Linked DNA regions of Homo sapiens: region 2 is linked to region 1. The links are chromatin contacts, found by Hi-C or POLR2A ChIA-PET in ENCODE. All regions are on one chromosome and are shown on one strand. Each heading gives the region's core, a stretch centred on a gene start or an enhancer-like site at or near the end of the contact. The rest is flanking DNA. Distances are from core to core; before and after follow the strand shown.

Region 1 (5,592 bases), core at 247-2,746:
ATTTGGAGACATCTTTCATAAATACTGTTACTTCAGTTTTTTTATCCAACCACCTACCCATTATCTTGCTTTTGGAAATATGTTCAAGAACCCATCTAGGCACCCGCTTTGCCTGATCATAAGACAAAGCGTGATTAGTGTAACACCTTGCCTCTGTTCCAGTTAAAGGGAATCCAAATTGTTCCAAGACAGCCTTTTCTGCAGATCCTAAAAATGAAAAAAAAAAAAAAAGGGGGGGCAGAGACAAAAAAAACACACACACACAATTAGTGGCTCTTAATAATGAAAGATTATAAGGAAAAGGAGAGCGGTGTGATTTACAAAGGACTGGCTCAGAAGTCTAATCAACCAGAAAATCTCATTTTTGCAATTACTTATGAGATGAAGAAAACAGACAGTAGGCAAAGTACTGATTTGCCTATAATCAGTGAATAAAATGCAGCTACTGCATTAACTTTTGAATAAAGACTTGATCTTATTAGTCTTTCACATCAAATTTCCAAATCATCTCTGAAGCACTGATATGTGTGCTGTTGCAAGATGACAGTAAAACTGGTACTGTTTTTCCTAGTGGGAGAAACCAAGCACACATTCAGCAGTGAGTCAGTTTCGAGATAATCCTCCCCGATGCCTTCTCAAATCCTCAACCCCCCAAGGGGGTAGTTCTCTTGCTAGATGCCAAGTATCCAAAGGAGCAAGTTAAATTAGCACATCCGCAAAGTACAAGAAATGAGCTCGTGTTAATTTTTTTTTTTTTTTTGTCAAATATAAGGTACCCATTGCAACATGAGTTTTTATACACTTTGGAGGGATAGCAGGTATTCTTCAACTGAACAATGACGAAAGAAGGGCAGTTAACTCATCTACTAAAATTATGTATTAATTTATTCCTTCATTCATACTTACTGAATGCCAATTATGTACCAGGTACTGTGCTGGTTAGATGATGGAGACCAAAACAGACATAGTCTCAAGTCTTATGGAGCTAACAATCTTAGTAGAGAACACAGACATTAAAACATAGATATCGCGATGAGTAACTGGGGGGAAGAAAGTCGGGCGGCGGGGGTGGTTCTGTGCAGAAAACGAAGATGCCCGGGGGAAGGAAGGACATGAGGGAAGCTGGCGAGACGCGAGGTGGGGAAGGGAGGCCGAGCCGGGAGAATAAAGGTCAGAAACCAAGGGCCAGGCTAGGGGCCCAGCAAACGGTGAAGGCTGTCCGTCAAGGACTGCCATTCACACTCCAGGTAGGAGTCGGAGCCCGAAATCTGGGCCAGCGAAGGGAGGACGGGCCCACAGACTTACCATCCGGCTGCTTCCCTGTCAACGCTCCCTCAGCGCCCTGACTCCGGAAGAACTGCAGGGCCGCGAGCCCAGCTCCCGCAGCGCCCACTACAGCCCCAGCCACGAAGCCGCTCAGAAAACGACGGGAACCCCGGAGGCGGGAAGCGATACTCTTGATAGCCATCTTGCCCGAGGTACCGGCCTTTTACCACGGCGCATGCGCGCGCATGCCGGCCCCCGCCATCCCCCCGTCACCCCACGCCTCACCGCCCGCCAAGCTGAGGGCCTCGCACGCCCCCTGGTGACAAACCGGGATGCCTAGCGCATCCCCGCTTCATCCCTGGTCCACTGGACGGGGCGATGGATGGGGAATATGATGTCTAGAGGGCTTAGTGGTATGCTATATATAGTCATGAGAAGAAAATACCTTTAGTCTCATTTAATAGGTGAGTAAACACTTGCGCATGGTTACACTAAGGTCTCCAGAGCCGATATTCCAACTCAGGTCTATTTATTTATTTAGCGACAGGGTCTCTGTTACCCAGGCTGCAGTACAGTGGAATGATCATAGCTTACTGCGATCTCGAACTCGTGGGCTCAAGCGATCCTCCTGCCTCAGCCTCCTGAGTAGCTGGGACTACAGGCACGTGCCACATTGCCCGGCTAAATTTTTGGCGGGAGTGGGGGAGCGGTAAAGAAGGGGGTCTCCTTATGTTGCCCAGGCTGGTATCCAACTTCTGGCCTCAAGCAATCTTCCCGCCTCGGCCTCCCAAAGTGCTGTAAGTCCAGGTGTGTGTCACTGTCCCCAACCTTCTCTTTTAAATTGGAATAATAATACTTAGACCATAGCGTTCTTGTGAGGATTAAAGGAGATGACACATGTAAAATGTTTAGGGAAGTACCAGGGGCATGTCACTAAGTGCTCTATAAATGTTAGAAATGTTTGAGTCATCTCTACTCTTTGTCTTGATAGAATATAAAATCCAGATTGCTGAACGCCTGCTGGCAAAGAAAGGATAGATTTCATGGACTACCACTCACAAACAAATGAGTCTTCATTTTGCAGCATGATCTCTAGCATTCCGTGTGGACTTAGTTCTTAGCAGAAACTTCAAGTTTCCTATTTCTTAGATAACTGGTAGGAATAACTTTCATCTGATCCCACTGATGATTCACTGACCAGGAGGCCACTTCTAACAACCTACTGAAGTGTGCACATTATTTTGACAGCCTCAAATGGGAGGCTACCCCCTTGCCAGGAATACCTCTTCTGAAGGACCCTGACTGGTTAAGCTACATCAACCAGAGTCCTTCCTAGGGATTTTCGATCTAGTAGTCTCTCTGGGTAGCAAAGCTGTGACGTAAAACTCACAGGCGCAGTGGCTCATGCCTGCAATCCCAGCACTTCGGGAGGCCAAGACTGGAGGATCACCTGAGGTCAGGAATTTGAGACCAGCCTGGCCAACATGGTGAAACCCCGTCTCTACTAACAATACAAAAATCAACCAGGTGTGGTGGCGCGTGCCTGTAATCCCAGCTACTCGAAAGGCTGAGGCAGAATTGCTTGAACCCAGGAGACGGAGGTTGCAGTGAGCTGAGATCGTGCCACTGCACTCCAATCTGGGCAATAGAGCAAGACTCTGTCTAAAAAAAAAAAAAAAAGCTCTGGCACTGTCTACAGCCTTGTTTCCTGCTAAGAAGTCAAAGGAGCAGATGCATCTGGTCTTGCTCTGAGCAATAATGGAAGAAATACCAGGACACAGGTGGAGGCCTGCAATGTTATGACCCCAACTCCCACAGGCTCCTGAAGCCCACATACATCCTGCCTTTCTGAAGTCTTGGCTAGTCATTTCCCCCAGAATCCTTTCAGTGAAACCCCCTTTTTTGTCTAATGGCTTCTGTCACCTGCAACCAAGAATCCTAACAAATACAACCAGACAACACTGGTATCTGTAGGCTTCAAGGCTACTTCAGCAGCTTTCCCCAGAATTTACTAAATACACAATCACTGAGGTACTGTATTTCTTAAGGCCCTTGTAAGTGCCAGACACTGTGCTAAATACTAGAGAGATAAATATTAGATGGCTTTTCCTAATCCAGATCCTCTACTTCTGAACAAGTGTAACCCCACTTTTGGTCCCAAGAGGTCAAGAACTGGAAGGGTTGCCTGCCTCAGGGTAGGAAAACTCCCTCTGGGCCTGTTTGCCCACCTGTAAAATTGGAATTGGGCCAGTGATTTGTAAACTTTAATCAAGGTTCCTAGGTGTTCCATAGGGATACCTGAGACTTAAAGGAAGGGATGGGAGGGTAAGTGAAATGGTCCCTTGGCCCTCTTCTACTTGCTCATTCAGACAAGCCTGGTTTTATAAACCAACTTCTGTGTCAAATTTCTTTGGTCAAAGAATTCCTTTGCTATAGGGAAAGTTTGACCAGATGACTCCTAAGGTCCAACCTTTCAGCTTTTCCAGCTCCAAGATCCTGTATCAAAAATGTCAGCCCTTTGCTCTCCTTCCTTCATTAGAGGCACTCACTAATAAAAGGTGAACTTTCTAAACGTGAAAGAGCAAAAACAGCCAAATATTGGGCAACTGGTCCCTGAATAAAGGGTCATCAAAAACTTTCTCCACAAGTTTCAAACCGTTGCTTAATTCTCATAATAAAGGGTGAATTTAAAGGGTGTTTCTCCACTTAGGCAAGAAAGAGTCATCGACCAAAAAAACTTGTTACTGCAGAAAGCAGTGAGGTGATTTCTGGGGCCTTCCTGTTTTGTTAGGTATTAAAGACTATCATTATTTTATTATTGGGGAACCATGAGTTCCTTTAGTGAGATTAAGTCCAAATCTCTGAAACTGGAGACCTGGTTTGCTAATTCCAGGTTGGGGATAAGGACCCATAATTGTATTTTTTAATAGCTCCGCAAATGACTCCAGTACTCAGCAACGTTTGGGAATGACAGAGTTTGTCATCTGCAATAGTCCTGAATACAACTATTTTCAAGGCTTCTCTGCTCCACTTACAACAATATTGCTCAGGGTTGTCTGCAAAGTACAGGACTGGTGGCAGAGGATGAGGGAATGGGGAGTGTCTTGGACATTTGGAAAATATGCTAACCTGCAGAAACTTACTCAAAATCCCAGAACAGTTCGTTCAGGAGAATGGTCCCCATTCATAATGTCCCCAACTAGACCCTGGACTTCTGAATGGCAGAAATGGAGACCTGTGCTTAGCTCCAGCCCCACAGGACCATGGCAGACTAGGCATTCAGCCATTAACATCTGTTAATGTTACACATACCAAACAGGAACTGACTTGAGTCAGCCCTCTAAGCAGCCGAACGCCATTTCATTTCATGTCTAATCCTCATGAAAGGAAACTCCAATCCCCTGCCACGTAATTAAGAAAGACAAGATTGTTTTATTATTATTTTATTTTCATATACAAAAAGATAAAACTTGAAATAGTTCTAGATTTTTCCTCCTATTGTTGGGGTGTAACTGCTTCTTCACACAGGGGGAAAAAACTACATTCACATCGGTTTATTTGAGGACCCAGTGCAGAGTTCAAGCAGCAAAACCCCAACTTAGCAGATCTAATTTCAAACTTGACACTCATTTCTAAAATTACCACAGTAAAAAGGAACAAAGATCCACTGCAAATGAATGAACTATGATACAATGTTCTTTCCAAAATGTTTTCATTTTGCAACTGTAATTACATGGATGTCTGCTTTAGGCCATTTTAGGTGTATGTGTGTGTGTGTGTGTGTGTGTGTGTGTGTGTGTGTGTGTGTGTGTGTGTGTGTGTGTGTGTGTGTGTGTGTAATATATATATATAAATCAGCACACTTTTCAAATCCAGACAGGGTAACAGCAACAAGCTTAACTCTGTATATATATATATATTTTTTTTAAACATGATACTTTAGTATAACTTTTGTTAATTCAGTAGTACAAGCTATTTCTGTTCTACAAAATTTTTATTTTATAGCTACAAGGGTGAAAAGTGACCTACTACATTTACATCTCACATATCCTGGTATACAAACAGTACTTATTTGAGCCAAAAACTAGAAGTCTTTAGTTTTAGCACTTGAAAGAGCTTCCTTGCTTCTACAGCCTTAAATCATATACTAGTCACATTTCCAGAGTTTGCAATTACTCATCATTTTAAACTGTGAGAAACAGGTGAACCCAAACTTTTAATTACAATTTTTATATACAAGTTAGGTAACACAGCTCAATAAGACTTAGCTATCCATCCTAAGCCCAACACACACATTCTCCACTAAGTTAGACAAGTCTTAGGGTT
Region 2 (5,267 bases), core at 2,093-4,592, 510 kb after region 1:
GACTAAGAAGCCTCAACGGTAACCGCCCCCTTGTGGGATGTGATTCTCCGGCTCTCAACTTGCCGCTTCCCAGGGCAGAGTTTATGCCTGTGCCTCAGTCTCCCCAGTGCCGGGCCATGCCACCCCTCTCAGGCAGACTTCCCCAAGCGACTCACGTGGAGGATGACATAGCAGTGTTCCTCAAAAAAGTTCCCGTAAGCCCCCTCGGGTACCGGCACCATCTTCCGGTTCTGGGAGAGGAGAGTTCCCTGTAACAACTCAGGAGGCCTCTACCCATGACACCCGCTGGGGTGGGGTGGAAGAGGACGCTCTGAGTTGGGGGCGGGAGAAGCCTAGTGTGGAAAACCCCACGCTCTTCCATGTCACCAACTCTCCTATTTGGTCGTGCCTCTCACCTCAGAGATCCATATGTGGAGGCCTCCCTGCATGCCTGGGAGGCCCTTGCTGATGTCCATCGCAGGCCAGGCAGGAATATGGGACGACACAAGGAACAACAGCCAGAGTTCTCAGGCTGGAGACCGACACCTGGCTACCTGTACAACTTCATTATAGAACATGACTTTTATTAGGAGGGCTCTGTAAACACACAAATGTCAGCACACAGACTATGAAGACTCAGATTCTGCAGCAAGTGACAGGCTCAGCTGATATGAGTGGGTTGGGCAGATTAGGCATAAACACTTGACAATTTTTTTTTCCAGTTTTTTCGAGACAGGGTCTTGCTCTGCCACCCTAGCCTGCAGTGCATGATTCGAACACACTTCACTGCAACCTCCACCTTCTGGGTTCAAGTGATCTTCCCGCTTCAGCTGACAAATTCTTGAAACAGAGCTGAACTCTGTATAAACACAGGCTCTGCAAACAGCCACAGGCTCTGCAAATAGCGATTTAGCTTGCTCGAGTCTGTGCTCTGTGGTTCTGCGCGTGCAGAGAGGGAGAGAATGAGAGGGCAGTGAATGACAGTGACATGGAATGAGAAGTACCTGGGGGAAGGAAGGGACCCTCACTTCTGTCGATTTTGTTATGTCTTGGCACTTCATATTCAATTACCTGAGGCTTCCCTGCACCACTCCTTCAGAAACCTGTGTGTGAGGTTTGGTCCAAAAGTCACTTCTTTCTGAATCTCTCACTCAGGGTGACCCTGGTGTGTTAGTCCTTCCCTCCTCCCCCTCCACTCCCACTGTGTCTTATCAATAGCAGGAACACCCTTGGCTCCAGGCAGAACAAGGTGAGGGGACAGAGTTACAGAATCAGGTGTGGCACAATAGGTGTCATAGAGTGGCTCACATTCCTTACACCTTTGTCAGGGCCCCTGGTTTGGCCCTGGTGAGTTCACAGTACACTGTGGCAACACCCAACATGTAGCCAAAGAAATGTGGGAGCGGAGGAGGCTGTGGGGCAGGGGAGCAGGGGCAGAGTGGGCTGTCCTTCTAGGGGGTTAGAGCTGGGTCCGTCACAGCTCACAGCTCCTCCCGACACCCTATGGAAACCATAGGATGGTTGTTGGCTATGGTCTCCCTCACCAGAGCAGCAGATTCCTGAAGGCAGGGGTTTGTCTTGTTGTTTACTGTGGGATCCCAGCTGCCCGGCCCCCAGCAGGTACTCAGTAAGTACTTGTTGAATGAGTGAAGTGTGCTGCCCTGCGACTGGACTGAGTGAAAATGAATAGAGAAGGGAGCCGTCCGTGCACCCTAATTGCCCCAAGAACTGTTGCCACAGTTGATGGCCTGTTGGTGTGACAATGACATGAGTGACAGGCAGACATAGTGGCCATGAAAAGGTGATCTCAAGCAACAGAAAACGTGAGGACATTGGGTGACAAGCAGGATGTCCACCAGTGGTGGCCCCGTAGAAGGACACTGAGTAATAGGCAGAAATAGTGACCAGTGACAGTTACCAGAGGCCCAGGCAGGCAGTGACCAGAGGTGCAGACAGAAACTGTGAGCTGTAGCTCATGGAAGAGTACAACATGGTGACAGAGTGCCAGAAAGACTACTGGATGGCCTCAGAACAGTGTCAACCAGGGCACATGGGGGACTGGAAAGTCAAACTGGCAGCCAAAAAGTTGGGACTCGGCTGGTGTCACTGGGAGAGGCAGCATCGCCCCCAGGGGTCCGGGAGCCCGTCTGATATCCAGCCCCAGCCCGTAGAGCCAAGCCCTCAGCTGCCAGGGCTGAGGTCGCACTCGCATGGCACCTGTGTTCATTCTCTTTCACCTGGACTCCAGGGAGGAATGGGTGCTCAAAGATTGGGGGCCTCCTCCCTCCCCACAGTGCCACCTCCAGCCTCCCAAGCCCTCCTGCCCTCTTTCCTCAGGGGAACCCCCCACAGTGCCCCCTCCAGCCTCCCAAACCCTCCTGCCCTCTTTCCTCTGGGGAACTCCCTTTCACCACCTTCCCAAGTGGGAACCCTCCTATCCCTGGTCCTCTCCCTTCTCCTAGAAGCCCTCCTTCTCTTCCCTGGGGGTGCACTTCCTCCACTCAGGGCCCCTTTCTCTTCCGGATGCCCAATTCCTTCCCTGGTTTCCCTTTCTCTCCCCATGCCCCACGCCTCCGCTTTTCCAGGGTTTCCCTCTGTCCCCACTGGGTGCCCCTGCCTCCCCCTGGTTCTTCTTTCTCCCCTCTGATTTCCCCTCTCCCCTGGGATCCTTCCCTTTTTCTCCCATTTTTCCTCCCCAGGCACCTCCTCCTTTCCTGGTTCCCTGTCTTCCCCTACACCCCTCCCTCTCTCCCTCCCCACCCTCCTCCCCAGGTCTTTCCTTCTCTTCCCCAGGCTCCCCTCTCTTTCCCGGGGCACTCCCTACCCGCTTCACACACCCCCTCTTCTCTCCCCCTGCCCCTCGTGTCCCTGGGTGCCTCCTCTCTCCTCGCTTTCTCCCTCCTCCAGTGCCTCTTTCTCTCCCTACAGGAGCCCTTCCTTCTTTTGTGGGTACCTTTGAAGGGAGCCCGAGATTACCTTGCTCAGTTTCCATGGAGCAGGGAGTGGTGCCGCCCTCTAGAGTGAGGGGAAAGGAGGATGGGGCCAGGGTTGGGGGCAGGCACACTGAATTTGTGGGCCACGGACTTCCCTGCCCATCTACAAAATCTGCCACTTTCTTCCCCTTGGGCTGCCGGCCACAGCTGCCCTGCCCCATCAGTGTTTTCACCTGCTGGGCTGCTGCCGCCTCCCAATTCTGCCGCGGAGGCTCTGTGGCCCTGAGCCCTGGGACCCTATGCTCTATGCCCTTGACTTGAATAGCCCACTCTGCCCCACTGGTTCCCTGGAAACCCCCGCCCCCCAACTCTCTGCCCAGGCCTACCTGCTGGAAACTGCTCCCGCGCCTTCGCCCTGCCTGTGGGCAGTGCTAGGCCTGGCACGGGGCCAGTCTCTGCCTCCCTACTCCTGGTCCCCACCACTGTAACTCAATCCTAGCTCCTGCCCTGCAGGACACACCCCACCACACAGTGCTCAGCGGGCTAGGCATTCACTTAGTCAGCCAGTCAACAAATATCGAGCAAGCCGTCGGGACCAGCGCCCTCCCCAGGGCTATGGTTAAGTCTCCCAGGTCTCACTGCCTGGGTACCAGTGGCCAGAGAGAGCAGGGGATGGAGGCCTGGACTGGGCTAAGAGGTGGGGTGTGGAAGATACTGGGATTTCCTTCTCTGGAGTACTAGATGGGCCCCTGATCCCTCACCCGGAGTGGTGGGCTCCGCCTGGACCAAGAGGGCCAGGCCACTCCAGCAAACTTTAGGAGGAAGTAGGACCAAGGCTGGGGGCTGTGGGGTCAGGCTCTGTGAGACCCAGCTCACTTCAGGAGGGGAAGGTGGTCAGGGCTCCCTCTAGATATTTCTGCTGTCCCTACCCAAATGTGAGCTCACTGCCTGGCACAGCCCTCCTCAGGGAACCCTGATACCCATCATGGGAGAGGCCAGTCCAGCTCTTGCAGCGAAGACACCTCTCCCTCACCTCAGCTGCCACTCCACTGCCACTCTCTCTCTCTCACTGTGGGGTGGAGGGGCTGCAAACAGAGCCTTCCAGAAACTCCAGGGGCACAACCTCCTCTTGGCGGCTTAGGGCCTCAGTCCCAGCCAAGGCCCAGCCAGCGTGGGCCATCCCATCAAAGCCACGCTGCTAAAGCCTGCCCACTGCCCAAGACCCTCTCCCTGTGTTCAGTCTTCACCCCACAAAGGTCTCTGTTACAGGGGTCTGGGGACTTGGGGACTCGGGGGCAGTCTGTGTCCAGCAAGACCTACAGCTAGTGTGTGACTGTGTTTAACAGACACAATGCAGGGTCCCTGTGTGTGAAGGGATGCCTGTGTCACAGGCATTTGGCTCGTCCCCATGTGTGCCATTGCCTGTCCGACCTCATGTGTGTGCCTGTATCCTGGCATGTCTGTCTGATCCCCACTTGGGACAGGGACCCTGTCTGTGACAGTGGCAGTGTGTCCACTGTACCTGTGCATACCCGTTTCCCTGTCCCTTTTTGTCTCTGTGCCCAGGAAGACTCTGTGTCCTCACTTCTTCCCACCGACTCTTCCCCCATCTCCCCTCAGCCCACCCGCTCTGTTTGTTCTTGAATTCCCTGGCAATGGCTCTTTCCTAAGTCACCAATGCCCGCTGTCAACCAAGCGGCAGTCAGTTCAGTCACCATTGTTCCTTCCCCTCTCACTCCACCTGTCTCCTTCAGGCCTCTAAATGGCAGCAGGAGCAGAGCTTGGGCCTTCACTCCTGTTTGTTTTCCAGTTTCCTTCCCAGTTCCAGTCTGAAGGCTGCAAATAGCATGGAAACGCCAGTGTCTCCCTGACCCAACTCCCCCGAACCTTGCCCCGGCCTAAGTCTCCATCTTCCGTCTGTCACATCTCTCCCAGCACGTTTGGTCTCACATTTAACATCGCCTCAGGCCCCTCCCAGATCTACCCTCTCTGAGCCCCAGGAACACGTTCAGTGTGAACATCCAGAGGGTGCTTAGGCCCCAAACCTGGAGTTGCCCTGATTTCTCTCTCCCGCAAGCCACTGGCCCGTCGGCAGCTGGTTCATGGTGGATCCTGGGCCTGGCCCTCCCTCTCACGCCTCCTGCCTGCTCCGGAGCCAGCCTCCCTCTGTGTCTCTGGGTCTGCCTGGCCGCTACGACCATCCTACCACAGTAGCCAGAGGGATCTTTTTTCCTAAGATTTAAAAAAATTGTGGTAAAATATAAAAAATCTTTTTTTCACAAGATTTAAAAAATTGTAGTAAAATATACTTAAAATTTACCATTGTATCCCCTTTTTATTTATGTATTTATTTGA

The links. A loop is a pair of places that touch in the nucleus more often than their neighbours do. ChIA-PET counts read pairs that join two places held with the same protein, here RNA polymerase II (POLR2A). Pooled maps may share reads with other maps.
Region 2: a map of B cell shows a loop between it and region 1 (6-fold over the local background). The contact joins the promoter of VILL here to the promoter of EXOG in region 1. A Hi-C loop is called at or near these places in 8 of 168 maps with a recorded cell type or tissue (B cell, GM12878, IMR-90 and 5 more), 17 of 37 single-sample maps with no recorded cell type and 18 of 50 pooled maps. POLR2A ChIA-PET finds 5 or more read pairs at or near these places in 7 of 52 experiments (A673, B cell, BJ and 4 more).

Annotation. Positions count from the first base shown.
Region 1 is chr3:38,492,244-38,497,835 of GRCh38, reverse strand. EXOG (exo/endonuclease G) reads right to left here and starts at 1,496. Exons shown (of 6, transcript NM_005107.4): 1 at 1,306-1,496; 2 at 58-207. The coding sequence starts at 1,468. It overlaps ACVR2B (activin A receptor type 2B), which reads right to left. Exons shown (of 11, transcript NM_001106.4): 11 at 4,694-5,592. RefSeq lists enhancers at 1,168-1,237, 1,298-1,347.
Region 2 is chr3:37,988,861-37,994,127 of GRCh38, reverse strand. It overlaps VILL (villin like), which reads right to left and starts at 3,342. Exons shown (of 20, transcript NM_015873.4): 1 at 3,299-3,342; 2 at 396-541; 3 at 156-230. The coding sequence starts at 455. RefSeq lists enhancers at 1-170, 1,036-1,330 and a silencer at 1-329.